Regions from separate parts of the Homo sapiens genome. Here region 1 is linked to region 2. A link is a contact called in ENCODE Hi-C data. All regions are on one chromosome and are shown on one strand. Each heading gives the region's core, a stretch centred on a gene start or an enhancer-like site at or near the end of the contact. The rest is flanking DNA. Distances are from core to core; before and after follow the strand shown.

Region 1 (7,544 bases), core at 4,398-6,897, 310 kb before region 2:
TTCTGTTGAGGACGTTTCAGCTGGCAGATGTGTTGCTAGTACTGATACTGCTCTTAGGATCACTCTGCCGACCGTCTTCCAGTGCACACGGGCAGCAGTTTCTCTTGTGAGTGTATCTAGCAGAGAATTACCAAGGTATGTCCTATTCAATTGCAAGAAATGACACCAAACAATTTTCCAAAGAGGTTGTTTCAGCTTAGCTTGACTCTTCAGAATAAACATGTAAGTACTAACAATTAAGATGGTCCAACCTCTTCCATTTTGACCATGGAGTGAGTGAAATGTTGTGTTTCAGTTTCATTTTGCATATTCCTAATAACTAGTAAGACGGAGCAACTTTTGACATAGCTATGGAACCCGGGTGTTTGCTTTTCTGTGAAAAGCCCAACTTTCTACTGCTTTGTCTTTTTCTTCCTAATTTGTAGGTACTCTTTATGTGGTCTGGATATAAGTTCTTAGTTGTTCTCAGTTACCAAAATCTTCTCCCAGTGTGTGGCTTGCCTATTTTATGGCCTTTTTTAAAGAAAGAAGTTCTTAATTTAAATATATTGAGTTCATCTTCTAAACGTTCTAAAACTTGCTTTTCACACTTAAGCCCGCCTCCAGTCGGTATGTACTTTTGTGTTAGGTGTGAAACAGGGAACTTATTTCTTTCTTTTCCCACCTGGGCTGGAATTTCTGGCAGCATTTATTAAATAACAATCCCTTCCCTGCGGGTTTGCTGCCATCCGTCGCAGTTCCGCATTTGTGCAGGGCTCCCGGGCTCTCTCCCCTTAGCCGATCCGCCCCTTGCGCCGGTGTGCGGGGCTCCCGGGCTCTCTCCCCTTAGTAGATTCGCCCTTGCGCCGGTGTGCGGGGCTCCCGGGCTCTCTCCCCTTAGCCGATTAGCTCCTGCACCAGGACCACACTGCTGTGGCTGCTGTCCCAGCAATGTAAGTCAGGAATAATGGAGCAGCAATTCCCTCAACTGGATTCTCCCACAGAAAGGATTTTTGCTCTTGTTTTTGTACTTTCATGTTAATTTTTCAATCAACTTATCAAATTTTGTGGGAAAAAAATGGCATTATGTTTAGAATTATAATGAATGTATGGATGAAATTGGAGAAGGCTGACATTTTTACAATATCAATTCTTTTTGACCATGAAGATAGAAAAACTGTGGTGGCCAGAATTCCAAGATGACCCCAGTGATCCTTACCCTTACATAATCTCCTCCCGTGAATAAGTCACTCCCGGAATTGGGATATGTTAGGTGGCACACAGGACTTTTAAGGATGGGCAGTTGTCCTGGTGGGTCTGACCTAATCAGGTGAAACTGTAAACCACACAGGCTTTTCCTAGAGATTCAAAGGGTGAGTGGGAGTCAATGTGAGGCAGCTTCTTTGTTGCTGACTTTGAAGATGGAGGGGACCCTATGGCAAGGAATGTGGGTGGCCTCTAGTCCCTAAGAGCAGCCCCTGGCTGACAGCCAGCAGGAAACGGACATCAGCCCAACACCTGCAAGCAACTGCATTTGGCCAACAACCCAAGTGAGTATGGGAGCAGACTCTTCCCCGGAGCTCCCAGAAGGAACCCAGCCCACTGACACCCCAATTTCTGCTGAACGGAGGACCTACCAAGCCGTGCCTGGATGTCTGACCTGCAGCTTGGAGCTAAGAAATGAGGTTGTGATAAGCTACCAAGTATGTGGGGACTTGTTACACAGCAACAGAAAACTACATAGTCTCAATTTACTTGTATCTACAGTCATGGGCTTTAATGAAGTTTTATAGTTTTCTGTATATAGGCCTTGAATATCTTTCCTTCCATTTATTTTTAGAAACTTTAAGAATTTTTAATCTTATTTAAATATCTTTTAAAAAATGAATATAACTGAATCCTTGAATATAATTTATAAGCTTATTGCTAGTGTCTAGAAAAGCAATTGATTTCAGTATATAATCTCAGGGCAGGCCAGGTGCAGTGACTCACACCTGTAATCTCAGCACTTTGGGAGGCCAAGGTGGGAGGATCACTTGAGCCTAGGAATTCAAGAATAGCCTGGGCAACATAGAGATACTCCATCTCTACAAGAAATAAAACAATTAGCCAGACCTGGTGGCATGTGCCTGTAGTTACAGCTACTCAGGAGGCCAAGGTAGGAGGACTGCTTGAGCCCACAAGTTGGAGGCTGCAGTGAGCCATGATCACACCACTGCACTCCAGCCTGGGTAACAGAGCAAGACCCTAAAATAAATAAATGAATAAGTAATAAAGTAAAAACTTTTTAAATCTCATAGCAAACAACTGTGCTGAATTCTTTTTTTTTTTTTTTTTTTTTTTTGAGACGGAGTCTCGCTCTGTCGCCCAGGCTGGACTGCGGACTGCAGTGGCGCAATCTCGGCTCACTGCAAGCTCCGCTTCCCGGGTTCACGCCATTCTCCTGCCTCAGCCTCCCCAGTAGCTGGGACTACAGGCGCCCGCCACTGCGCCCGGCTAATTTTTTGTATTTTTAGTAGAGACGGGGTTTCACCTTGTTAGCCAGGATGGTCTCGATCTCCTGACCTCATGATCCACCCGCCTCGGCCTCCCAAAGTGCTGGGTGAATTCTTACTATTCTTAATAATTTTGGCTTTTCTATGTAGACATCATATTTGAGAATAAAGCATTACGTTTCTTCTATTGCTGTTTTTATGTACTTACATATTTATTGCATCTTAATGAGGCAGGACCCTCAGCAGCATGTAGATTTTGCTGTTGCTGATTGTAAAGGCCCTGACAGTGACAACTTCCATTTGGAAAGCTGTTTGCTGAAGGTTTTGGCAGCAGGGCGTCCACACAAGAGGGGTACACAGTGTGGGAGTCAAAGCCCCAGTCGGATGAGCAGGGCATCTCTGTGGGGAGTGGGTGGCAGTGATGGGAGGCTGGGGACATGCAGGAAAACTGACCCAATAATAGATTAAGGAGAATGAGAACCATTCCCAGAAAGGGCCTTACAGCTATGGAAAGAGAGAAAAACTGGAACGTACCCTGTGGTGCTGGGCTAAAATCGGAGGTATTAGTATCATTCCCAGCTGTGAATAGATGAGACAGAGAGAGAGATGGAAGTACGTGCACATATCCTCTAGCTCTGTCCACTAAGAGCTCCCGGGTGCAGCAATCTGCAACAGCCAGGAGCACGCCTCGCACCCACATCCTGGTTCCTGATGCTACTCTCCATTCAAAAGAACAGGTCTTCTTAGAGCTGCAGCTCACTCCAATAAATGAAAGAGAAAGGGGCAGGCAAGTATAAAATAAGGCTTGAACATCTTTTTGCACCAGAAAGTAAAGAAACAGCTAAAGAACTGTAGGTACATAACAAAAAAAACACAAAAGGCAGAAGAAGGGGCTCCCACGGGCCAAACAAGCAGGACCTGAGCCTGAGAGTAAATGTCATAACAGACCACAGCCCTGAATACAAGAAGGGACCAGGATCCACACAGGTGGGAGCAAGGAAGGAAGGAAAAAGTAAAGGCAGTTTGACAGGGATGGGATATTGGCATCGCTTCACACTACCTCCCCACTCATTCATTACAAAGGGGTCGTTCACTGGGCAGTGGAGAAGCTGACCAGGGCCACCTTCACCAAGCAACAAGAGAGAACACCAGCAGGAGGCTAACTGCATTGGGCAGCCCCTGCCAGGAGGCAGTGTCCATCCTGTGACACTCCTAGACGAAACGCAGACCCAGAACCTACCACAAGGAAACGTCACATGAACACAACCTGGGAGCCATGGGCTTATCTCCAGAAGTGCCAAGGTCGTCTAAGCCCAGGGAGACGGAGCCACCGTCCAGGCGGATTAAGTCGCCATGACCACAAAGCCACGTGCGACTCACTCCTGACATGAATGCGGGTTGGACGCCGTCCCAAAGCACAGAGGGTGCAGGGCCAGAACGGCAACCACTCAAGTGACTCAGAAGGAAGCTTCTCTTTACTGTGCTTACAACTTTTCTCCAAGTTTGCGGTGGTTTCCATATTGTTATTGTTATTGTTATTGTTATTATTCAACACGAGTAAAAAGAAACTCATGACCTTCTCCTTGGACTCGCTCCTCTCCCCAATCTCGATACCGACTGCACTGTTGTTCGGGTCGCCCCCTCCCCCACCATCCCACAGGGGCTATGGCGTGGGCTCAGCACCTCTGAAGGAAAAGCAGATGAAAGAACTTGTGCCTCCCAGGCGAGAATGCACAGTGCAGGGGCAACCCTGGCAGGGCCCATCCCTTCCTGGTCCCGCTGAGCTCGGGCACAGACCGGGCACCAGGCTCGGTGTGGAGTGTGATGGGGAGTGGTGTCCCCGGAGTTGTTTCTGGGAGTTGCTGGGTCCACCTTACCTTAAATGTAGTCAACCAAGTCCCATCCCACCACTAGATGGCACCCAAACCTCAGCAGAAAGGGGGCGTGGGTTGGCCCCTGAAGTGAGAAAACCATTGGTCAATCTGGACCTGGCGTGCTTCAGGTGACAACAAGGCTTTCCACACACTGCTCGCTCGCCCCACCTCCCCACCCCAGGCCCCCTGCCACACACCTGAAGACACAGGAAATAAGGTCACCCATTGGCTTATACATGCCTTTGAGCAAAACAGAAAAGGTGCCCCTCACTGCAGGTAGACAGCCCCCCGCCAGGATACACCTCACAGCCATGTGCCCTTGTGCAATGCACAACCCAAGCAACCTTACTCAACAACCCTACTCCAGAGAAGCAGGACTAGAACTGTGCTGAAGTGAAGAATGACAATCCCATTCTTTGCAAGACTTATTGATGAAAATAACTGGCAATCAGAACCCTAAAGAAACACACCCAGTCACACTCATACAAGCCATGAAATAATAAAACACAGTCAAGGTTCTCTCCATGTCAAACCACCAGCATCCCCACCTGAATGCCCCGGAAGTCTGACGGTTAACCTGTGCAGGCCCTGGTCAGGCCTGTGGTCCCCAAGGGCTGCCGGCAGCAAAGGCACCACGGAAGCTGCAGGGGACAGGGGAGGCCGCTGCTTCTTGCATTTTTGTCTGAAAGGTCCCTGTGGAGTCGACGAGGGAATTCTCACTGAAGCAGCTATAAAAGAAAGCGGAGGGCACGGCGCCTCCCTGAAGCACCAGCAGCTGTTCTGTAGATGGTTGTTGGGCCACACGCAAAGGACTTGGTTCCTGTCCCCAGCTTAGTGGTCCGTCAGAGGAAAGGTCTCTTCCTGCCTGGCTGGCCACAGCATGGCCGCCTCTTCCATGACGGGCACCTGTGTAGGCCAGCCTCTCTCTCCTGCCGCCCCTGCTGGGACGGCAGCCCGGACGTCACCTGCACAGCCACAGGTGCGGGTGCTGGCTCAGCCTCTCTGTGAGCTCATCCTCCCCGGGCTCCTCCAGAATATCCCTGTGGAATTGAGGAAAGATGCACACAGGGGCCTCTAAAGGAGGGAGACCCTGGCCTGCCCACAAGAACAAGGGAGCAGAGCTTAGCAACACATGCGAAGTGAGTGTCACAGGGACACAGAGACACGGGGACTCAGATGAGCCTCAGGATGGATGTAGCCACTAGAAATATCTACACGGCATTCTTAAAAGCCCAGGGGCCACGTCTTCCCACTGGCTGGCAGGACCGCAGGGCTTGGCTGCAGCAACTCGGCAGCCCCTGGTGGAAGGCACAGAGGCCCCACAGCAGGGCTGCCTCTGGGTGGTCACTTTTCTGGACTAGCAGAGGAACCATCTCAAAGCTGCCAGGAGAAGAGATGGGTGCGTTTTCCTCAGGTCCCTTGTTTACATCCAACAGGATCCAATGGACCCTGAAGGATGGTGCCTTAAATATGCCCAATCCAAGAGCAGGAGAGCAGGACAAAGGCTATGACGCCAGTGGCAGGAAGAAGAAGCCGCCCCGATCCCGGCTCTGAGCTGCTCTCCTAGAGCACAGGACCAAAGCCAGATAACCGGGCGGAGGGGGAGGACAGTCATCAGGGCCTGCCCGCCGCCTCAACCCCTCCACCCCCCAGCTCTTGGCTTCCCATCCCAGGGGGCCAGACAGAAGCGCCTTCCCCACCCACACACCTGAACAGGAGCTCCACAGTCATCTGGTAGGTGGCCTCTGGGGTCCCAGCAAGGGGCTGCAGGTGGCTGCGGGGGTCCCACTTGTGAAGGAAGTTCTGGCAAGCAGGAGGAGTGGCCAGTGAGTGTGGGCCCCGAATGAAAGCAGCCTTGCCCCATCCCCGGCCCCTCCAGGGTCAGCCACAGGGCACCCGCTGAGGGGGCTGAGCCATTCACCCTGGACACCCAGGCACAGGCCCCACGAGGCTGCTGGCTCCTCCTGGAGCCAATGTCCAAGTCCCTCCTTCAGCCCGACCTGGGGGCCTGAGAATCCCCACAGCCCAGATGTCAGGAGCACCCCCCAAGGCCCCAGCAGCCCAGATGTCAGGAGCACCCCCCAAGGCCCCAGCAGCCCAGATGTCAGGAGCACTCCCCAAGGCCCCAGCAGCCAGGGCGGGCAGCACTGAGCCCCACGGGAGGGGCTCAGCCTCACTCAGGACCCGCCTAACCCAGCACGACTCTCCCATCAAAGTTCCAGGCAGGCCCGGCCGGTGGCCTCAGGCCCATCGAGAGTGAATTAGAAACAAACGACCATGGAGAACAGCCTGGGTGGGGATCTCTGATACCTCCAGAATCAGGGCCAGAAACAGGTTGACCCAGATGACAGACGACACCAGCCACCACAATACAAAATAGATCTTGGACCACCTGCGGAGGACAGAGACCCACCCTGTGAACCACGATGAGCAAAGCAAGAGCACTCGATACAAACACCACTGCTGCGTGGCCAGGACAGCTCTCGGGCAGCCGGCCCACACACACCATGATGCAGAGCGCGTTACTATTTCCATCTCAGAAACAACCCAACTGAGGCCTAGAAACGTGCAACAAGCTGCCGAGGTAGCTAAGCCAGCAGGAGGCGGTGCTGGGATTAAAACCCAGGACCATCAGCTGGGGCCAGTCTGAGCTCTTCAAGCTCAGAGCTGAACTATCTCGTTCACTCAGCCTTCCCGGGGCTCCCCCACCCCCATGGAATTCCTCAGAAGCCCCAAACACACCAACGACCTCCAGGAGGTGTAAACCCAGAGTCACTGGCCACCATCCTGAGAGTCACGATGTGGCTATGCAGGGGGCAGGGACAAGGCAAGCCAGGATGCCACGCTGGCCGACTTCCCTGTCAAGGCCCGAGTCCCCGTCCCAGCCACGCTCCGGGCGTCCAGTGCAGATGCAGCGTGCCCGGAGGTGAGGGAACCCCCAGGCTGCACGGAGAATCACTGCCGTCAGGGAGACGAGGACTCACGGGCCTGAGTAGCGCCGATATGCATCCAGAAACACCTGCCAGTTGTTCACCACCATCAAGTTCCACAGAGTGACCAGGGCAGCCTGCGGGGGCAGAGACCAGCGGTCCAGGAGGGCCCAGGAGGTAGGGAGGGGAGGAGCCCGGGGAGCAGGGTGCTGGGACAGGGCGCAGGGCTCACCGCAAAGTCATCGAAGTTGTTGGCCCAGTACTCC
Region 2 (7,429 bases), core at 2,032-4,531:
CACCCACCTTGGCCTCCCAAAGTTCTGGGATTACAGGCATGAACCATATGCCTGGCCAGGATTAGCCTTTCTTACGGGGCTGTGGGCATATTTATTAATTTAGGAAACAGAACAAATGGAAACCAAGGCCCCTGTGTTAGGGTTACATTTCCTTGCCTCAGTGAAAAAGAATCAGGCCGGGCGCAGTGGCTCACGCCTATAATTCCATTGCTTTAGGAGACCAAGGCAGGAGGGTCACTTGAGCCTAGGGGTTTGAGATGTGCCTGGGCAACAGAGTGAGACCCCATCTCTACCAAAAAATTAGCCAGGCTTGGTGGTGCGTGCCTGTAGTCCAAGCTATTCAGGAGGCTAAGGCAGGAGGATTGCTTGAGCCCAGGAAGTTGAGGTTGCAGTAAGCCATGATCAAGGCACTGCACTCCAGCCTGGGTGACAGAGTGAGACTGTGTCTCAAAACATAAAAAAGAAAGCGAATCAGCCCGAGCTTGGTTTTCTCGCAGGTGTGGTGTGTATTGTATAGGAGGGTTTCTCACCTCAGAGCTGTGCACACTCAGGGCCGGGTACCTCTTTGTGGGGGGCACTGCCCTGTGTAGCGTTGGATGCTGAGCAGCAGCCCTGGCCTCTGCCCACCGACTGCCAGCAGCAACCTGTGTGACAACCAGAAGTGTCGCAGACATTGCCCAGCATCAGGGGGACACTGTTGTCCCCAGCTGAGAGCTGCTGCGTTCCAGCAGTGTGACAACTGCTACGCTATCGCTGGGAGTAAGGCGGGAGGGGCAGGTGTTGGGGCCCCTTCTGCAAAGATCAGGAGAGGTTCTGTGCTGCGTGGAGGGGCCGCAGGTGGGCTGTGTCTTGCAGAGGGTGGGAGCAGACCAGGAGGACAGTGGGTGTCCAGGGGGTGGAGCCGCATGCCCCGGGGTAGCAGAGCAGGCAGGAGCCGTGGAGTGGGCTGGGCAGCTGGGCCACGGTGCCAAGCTGGGGAGGGTCCCAGGCACCCAATCATATTTGAGCTTGATTCTGCAACTGGGTGCCGCTTCAGGTGGTGTAGGGTGGGGTGGGGCCGGGGGTGCATGAGTAGGTTAATGTGGGAGATTCTTCTGGTTGGGCAGGGAGGAGGGGCCCTGGACACAGGGATGCTTTTCGGTGGCCCAAGTAGTGAGGGCCTGAAAGAGGGCCAGGCCTGGGAGCAGGAGCGGGATGGAGGAGGATGTGTGCGGGCAAGCCGGCGTTGTTCGGTATCTGCTGTGGTGTTGACAAGGCTGGAAAGAGCGGCGGCAGGAGATGCATCTCGGGTGAAGATGCGCTCATCCGATGCCCTCCTCTCAGAGCCTGGAATCCCCAGCGGAGGAGACGTGGGGAGCCTGAGCCGGCGCCGCGGGGCCTGGGCTCCCTGTGGGTCTGTAGGCGCCTCGGTCCCGATGCCCCCTCTGGATAGGGCCAGATCAGCATCTTACCCATGGGAGTCATTCACAGGAAGGGCTCCGTACGTGCCGGCCACCGTCAGCGTCACCTTTGTTCCCCGAGCGGGGTGCACTGAGGCCTAGCGTGTTTCTAGGCTTATTCGCCCTGCGGGCCGCCATAGCCAAGCACTCCTAGAGAGAAGAAGGTGGGGAGAGAGCCAGATGGCCCCGATCTGGAAGGGTGGGCAGTGGCAGAGGGTCCTGGAGGAGCTGGAGTGAGAGGGACCCGGGAGCACTCGAGGAAGCCCAGCTGGTGGGTCTTCCAAGAAGGAAGTGGGCATCACACCAGTTCTGTGTATTCAAATAAGACGGGCACGGAGACCTCCTTGTGGAGGGGTCACATGGGCATCTGTGGAATGCACCTGGGGGCTGATGGCCTGGGTTCCGACTCTGCCTCAAAATAGCTGTGACCTAATCTTTCCGTGCTTCAGTTTTCTCATCTGAAAAATAGGTACAGTAGCATTGAGAAGATCAGTAAGTTGGTACACAGAAAAGGTTTGGAGCAGAGCCTGGCATGAGGGACGCACTCTTACGCACTTACTGTGACCTGGGCTGCCGGAACTTACCTAGGGTGGTTCCTGTAGAGGGGAGGGAGGGTGTGTCAGGGAGCGTGGAACAGGGTGATCTGGGTCTGCTGCTTCCTGGCGGCTTTGCCCACGGGGCCAGCCTGCAATCTGGCCGTTCATTTAGTCAGCATTTATTGAACAAAAAATACCCACCGCTCCCCATGCTGTGGTCTGGAGACCAGGAGCAGGTGAGAGTCCTTCCAGCAAACAGTCTCAGATGGGGAACATCATCAACATGGAGTTTTCCTTCGAGAAATTCTGAAAAACTGCAAAGGTTTGATTGTGTCATTTCAAACATCACGCTCCATCGCTGCAGGTCGGGCTGCCTTTAATCGTATTTCATCTTCACTGCAGAGTTCCCTGGGCCAGGTGTCGTCAGGCCTATTTTGGACGTGGGAAAAATAAGCAGTCTCTTGATGCTGTGGAGAAAGCAGCGTTCTTTGTGACGTTAGATGAAACTGAAGAAGGATACAGAAGTGAAGACCCGGATACGTCAATGGACAGCTACGCCAAATCTCTACTACACGGCCGATGTTACGACAGGTACCGTCCTTACCTTCTGAGAGACAGGAGTTTGCCCATGAGCTTGGAAGAAATACCCTGTGTGCCTGACACTCACCCCTAAGTATCTATAATGCTAAGAAAGAAGGTGGCATAAAAATATAACCTTCAGTTTTATTTTATTTTATTTTTTGAAATGGAGTCTTGCTCTGTCACCCAGGCTGGAGTGCAGTGGCTTGATCTCGGCTCACTGCAACCTCCACCTCCCAGGTTCAAGCGATTCTCCTCCTTCAGCCTCCCAAGTAGCTGGGATTACAGGCGTGTGCCACCACGCCTGGCTAATTTTTGTATTTTTAGTAGAGACAGGATTTCACCATGTTGGCCAGGCTGGTTATGAACTCCTGATCTCAAGTGATCCACCCACCTCAGCCTCTCAAAGTGCTGAGATTACAGATGTGAGCCACTGCGCCTGGCCAACCTTCAGTTTTCTTCCCTCTGCCAAAACTATCACACATACACAGCCTGAGCTGCAAATCTGAGATTCTTCCCTCCTCTGTGCATGACCACCTTTGTTTGGAGATGCTCATGAGATGCAGGGCTGCCAGGTCCCTGGACTCAGGCAGGGGAGAGTGGCAAACAGGGCTAGGCACAGGGTTAGGCCAGGGTGTTGGCATGTGGCTATCTCAAGTCCTCTTTTTCTTATCTGTAAAGTGTTGGCCAGCCCCGCCCCCTGCAGGGTGGAGCCAAGGATTGGCTGATGAAGGGGTCATGTGCCCACGGGAAGAGCCTCCCACCTCTCCCCAGTTGCCTTGCGATAACAACAGGTCCTGACTTCAGGCTGCCAGGATATAAGCGCTCATCTTTGTGTCTGGGACAGGGAAGAAATGAGTGATTCAGTGTCCTGTTTGTACTTTCACCCTCACTCCACAGAGACTGAGTGTCTGCTCACTGTTAGAGGGACAGGTGCAAAGTGAATTAGTCCATCCAGGATGAAGCAGAGAGGTGCAATGTCTCCTCATTGTTGCCTCTTTAAACACTTAAGTTCCACACATGTGTGTTTCACGTAGGTGGTTTGACAAGTCGTTCACGTTTGTTGTCTTCAAAAACGGGAAGATGGGCCTCAACGCTGAACACTCCTGGGCAGATGCGCCGATCGTGGCCCACCTTTGGGAGGTGAGTTTTCACACTTTTCACTTGAATGTGGAAGTTGCTTTTGAAAATCCAAACCTGGCCAGGCGCAGTGGCGCACACCTGTAATCCCAGCACTTTGGGAGGCCGAGGCGGGCAGATCACCTGAGGTCAGGAGTTCAAGACCAGCCTGGCCAACATGGTGAAACCCCGTCTCTACTAAAAATACAAAAATTAGCCGGGCATGGTGGTGCATGCCTGTAGCCCCAGCTACTTGGGAGGCTGAGGCAGAAGAAATCGATTGAACCCGGGAGACAGAGGTTGCAGTGAGCCGAGATCGTGCCACTGCACTCCGGCCTGGGCGACAGAGCGAGACTCTGTCTCAAAAAGAAAAAACAAAAAAGATAATCCAAACCCCACAGTCAATTTAGTTTTGTAATATTTGCGTGATTATAGAATATGAATTTTTCACTTGTACTAGTAATGCACATGAAGTTAAATCACTAGATTAAAGGCATCCCTGTCTTCCTTTCCCATAACTTAGGTCCCTTGAACAGCAGTGCATCTCCTGCCATCTCCTTAGGGAACAAAAGAGTGAAATGGCAGTTGACTCTCAGGCCGCAGCTTCACAGCAGAAGTGAAGCTCGGTTTTTCCTGGAATAAACTATCCCTTATGTGCTGGATTTCCTAGTGTTTCCTACCTACCGCATTTTTTAGGCCAAATAGAAGCAAGCATGTGAAAATCTGGGTTTATAAACATGCAGCGTGTCTTTTACCTAAGACATCATTTTAATTCTTAAAATTACCAGGTTATTTGAAAACCACAAACCCCTGTCCCCCTGCCTGCACCTGTGGATTGGCCTCTACCATTGTTTTTTTTTTTTTTTTTGAGACAGGGTCTTACTCTGTCACCCAGACTGGAGTGCAGTGGCACAATCATAGCTCACTGTAGCCTTGACCGCCCAGGCTCAAGACATTCTCCCACCCCAGCCTCCCAAGTAGCTGGGACTACAGGTGTGTGCCACCATGCCCAGCTAATTTTTGTATTTTTTGTAGAAACAAGGTTTCCCCATGTTGCCCAGGCTGGTCTTGAACTCCTGGGCACAGGGGATCTGCCTGCCTGGGCCTCCCAAAGTGCTGGGATTACAGATGGGAGCCACCACACTCAGCCTTTTTTTTTTTTTTTTTTTTTTAATAATTCGTTACTCTGAACTGTTTGACCTGTTCCGTGTTTGGCATGAGAAATTAAATGAAAGTTTTGTTTCCTTAACTCACCGGTCAGGTTCTTGTTTAAAGTTGCTAAATTCTAGGATCATCATCCGTAGACTTGACACAGAAAATACTGTGGTCACTTGTTGTGATGAGACTTGAGATCTTTTTCTTTTAAAGCAACAAGCCCCTTTGAGATTCACATTGACTATAAAGACCATCTTTTTGCAGTGTTTTAAATTTTCCTGCTGGCCTAATAAATGAAGTGGAATAAAATGACCTGAAAGTCACGGCGTGTGTGGGAGACAGGGCCCAGCTGCAGGCTGAGCACCTCGCTGTTCTTGATAGGGCATGGAGCCGGGTTTGTGTGTCTGAAATTAGAAATTAGTAGTGGCCAGGCGCGGTGGCTCACGCCTGTAATCCCAGCCCTTTGGGAGGCCGAGGCAGGCGGATCACGAGGTCAGGAGAACGAGACCATCCTGGCTAACACGGTGAAACCCCGTCTCTACTAAAAATACAAAAATTAGCCGGGCGTGGTGGCTGGCACCTGTAGTCCCAGCTACTCAGGAGGCTGAGGCAGGAGAATGGCGTGAACCCGGGAGGCAGAGCTTGCAGTGAGCCGAGATCACGCCACTGCACTCCAGCCTGGACGAAAGAGTGAGACTCCATCTCAAAAAAAAAAGAAAGAAATTAGTAGTAAACTTGTGAAGACATCATAATGTATGACCTTCTTTTTTCTTTAAACTTCTGTGAATGTTTTGAATTTTGACTTTTTTTTTTGAGATGGCGTCTTGTTCTGTCACCCAGGCTGGTGTGCAGTGGTGCGATTTCAGCTCACTGCCACCTCTGCCTCCCCGGTTCAAGTGATTCTCCTGCCTCAGCCTCCCGAGTAGCTGGGATTATAGGCACATGCCACCATGCCCGGATAATTTTTATATATATATAAACCTGACCTCAAGTGATCCACCCGCCTTGGCCTCTCAAAGTGCTGGGATTATGGCATGAGCCACCACGCCTGGCCTTGACGTTTCTTTTTATAATATTGTGTCTGTCTATTTTTCCCCCAAGAGATAAACAAATTCTGGTGCCAGTTTTTTCTTGCAAAGTCTTCGCACTCACTCTCCTCTCTGCCTGGAAGGCTTTTCCCCCTGGCTTCCCCTGGCTCCTGGCCCCGTCAGGTCTTCCTTAGGTCTCAGCTGACCTCACTTCCCCTAGGAATGGCACTGCCCTGCTACCCTCTCCCAAGACTAGGTTAGGGGCTCCTGTCTCATCTTCCTCTACCTCTTTTAATTGTCTTACTTCTGGTTGGAGTCTTGGCAAAACCTCCAGCCACTCCTTCAGCCAAGGGAGGTTTTCTATGTAGGAAAAAGGATAAAAAGGAAAAAAAAAAACATAGTGCTCTAGGCTTTAAGACACCAGTATGACCCTAGGACATTAATACCTGATAAAAAGCAGCCAATATTAAAAGGGCTTTTCACCACCACCAGGGTTCTTTGGCGATGTCGACAAAAGCTGAGAGAGCCTTTTAGCTACAGAGCGCATTGAAGATCAAGCTGCCTTCAGTGTCTCTGGACGTAGCAAGAAGGCACGCTTTAATAAATCTCTGCACAGCATAATAGCCCGGGCTTGTTATACCCCAGGCCAAGGACTTCCCGAGTCCTATATGCCTAAGAGCTGTTGTTTGGCAAAAGAAAAAGAGTCGGGACCATAGGCAGCTGGATCACACAGGGTACATTTATCAAGTAGAGAAATCTACTGGATATTTACAAGATCAGGCTTGTTTTTTAAAGTTCTCTGGATAAGGATAAAGGGATTTTATCTTAGACCAGGGTGGGCACGTAGAAGTAGTGGTGTTTAGTTGTTAGCGTCCAGCAGACAGGATGGCCTGACTCCAGGGACCCCTGGCTGGGGGCTTATGTGATCCATACACAGATGGGGACTGACCTAGTCTCACATGGGGGCCCAGTGCAGTCCCTTAAAGACAGATCTAGTCAAACTTGAGTCTGTTTGTTCTTGTTCTTGTTCTATTTTTATTTTTTATTTTTTGAGACAGGGTCTTGCTCTGCCACCCAGGCTGGAGGGCAGTGGTGCAATCTCAGCTCACTGCAACCTCCAACTCCTGGGTTCAAGTAATTTTCCCACCTCAGCCTCCCGAGTAGCTGGGACCACAGGTGTGCGCCACCACGCCCAGCTGATTTTTGTATTTTTTGTAGAGACGGGGTTTTGCCACATTGCCCAGGCTGGTCTCGAACTCCTGGCTTCAAACAATCTGCCTGCCTCAGCCTCCCAACATGCTGGGATTACTAACATGAGCCACCACACCCGGTCTTGCTCTTGATTTATTTCTGATGTTTCTGTGTCAGGCTCTTCTGGAGCTCTGACCCAGAGCAGGTGGAACCTGATCAAGTCTGTTCGTTCGCTGGCTCAGGTCAGCCTGGATTGTGACCCCCACGTATTAGCGGCACCTTCCACCCGCCCCGCCGCCTCGCCAGCCGACAGTCACCCCGACCTTGTGTTGTTGTTTTTACCTCCCTCACTAGAATGTAAGCTTCCTGAGCACAGGGATTC

What was found. A loop is a pair of places that touch in the nucleus more often than their neighbours do. Pooled maps may share reads with other maps.
Region 1: a map of posterior vena cava shows a loop between it and region 2 (3-fold over the local background). The contact joins two enhancer-like sites. A Hi-C loop is called at or near these places in 1 of 168 maps with a recorded cell type or tissue (posterior vena cava) and 7 of 50 pooled maps.

What each region holds. Positions count from the first base shown.
Region 1 is chr11:69,085,719-69,093,262 of GRCh38, reverse strand. It overlaps TPCN2 (two pore segment channel 2), which reads right to left. Exons shown (of 25, transcript NM_139075.4): 21 at 7,511-7,544; 22 at 7,333-7,415; 23 at 6,659-6,740; 24 at 6,057-6,151; 25 at 2,666-5,388. The coding sequence ends at 5,310. Among named protein-coding and RNA genes, the nearest start is that of MIR3164, 6.3 kb to the right of the region's middle. RefSeq lists a silencer at 4,371-4,510 and enhancers at 6,677-7,176, 7,177-7,544. Within about 2 kb of position 5,647, at least 9 of the 41 ENCODE cell types and tissues checked have a DNase peak (open chromatin) inside an H3K27ac peak, as active enhancers do.
Region 2 is chr11:68,776,908-68,784,336 of GRCh38, reverse strand. It overlaps CPT1A (carnitine palmitoyltransferase 1A), which reads left to right. Exons shown (of 19, transcript NM_001876.4): 11 at 2,378-2,566; 12 at 3,592-3,697. Among named protein-coding and RNA genes, the nearest start is that of TESMIN, 29 kb to the right of the region's middle. RefSeq lists an enhancer at 1,571-2,770. Within about 2 kb of position 3,281, at least 2 of the 41 ENCODE cell types and tissues checked have a DNase peak (open chromatin) inside an H3K27ac peak, as active enhancers do.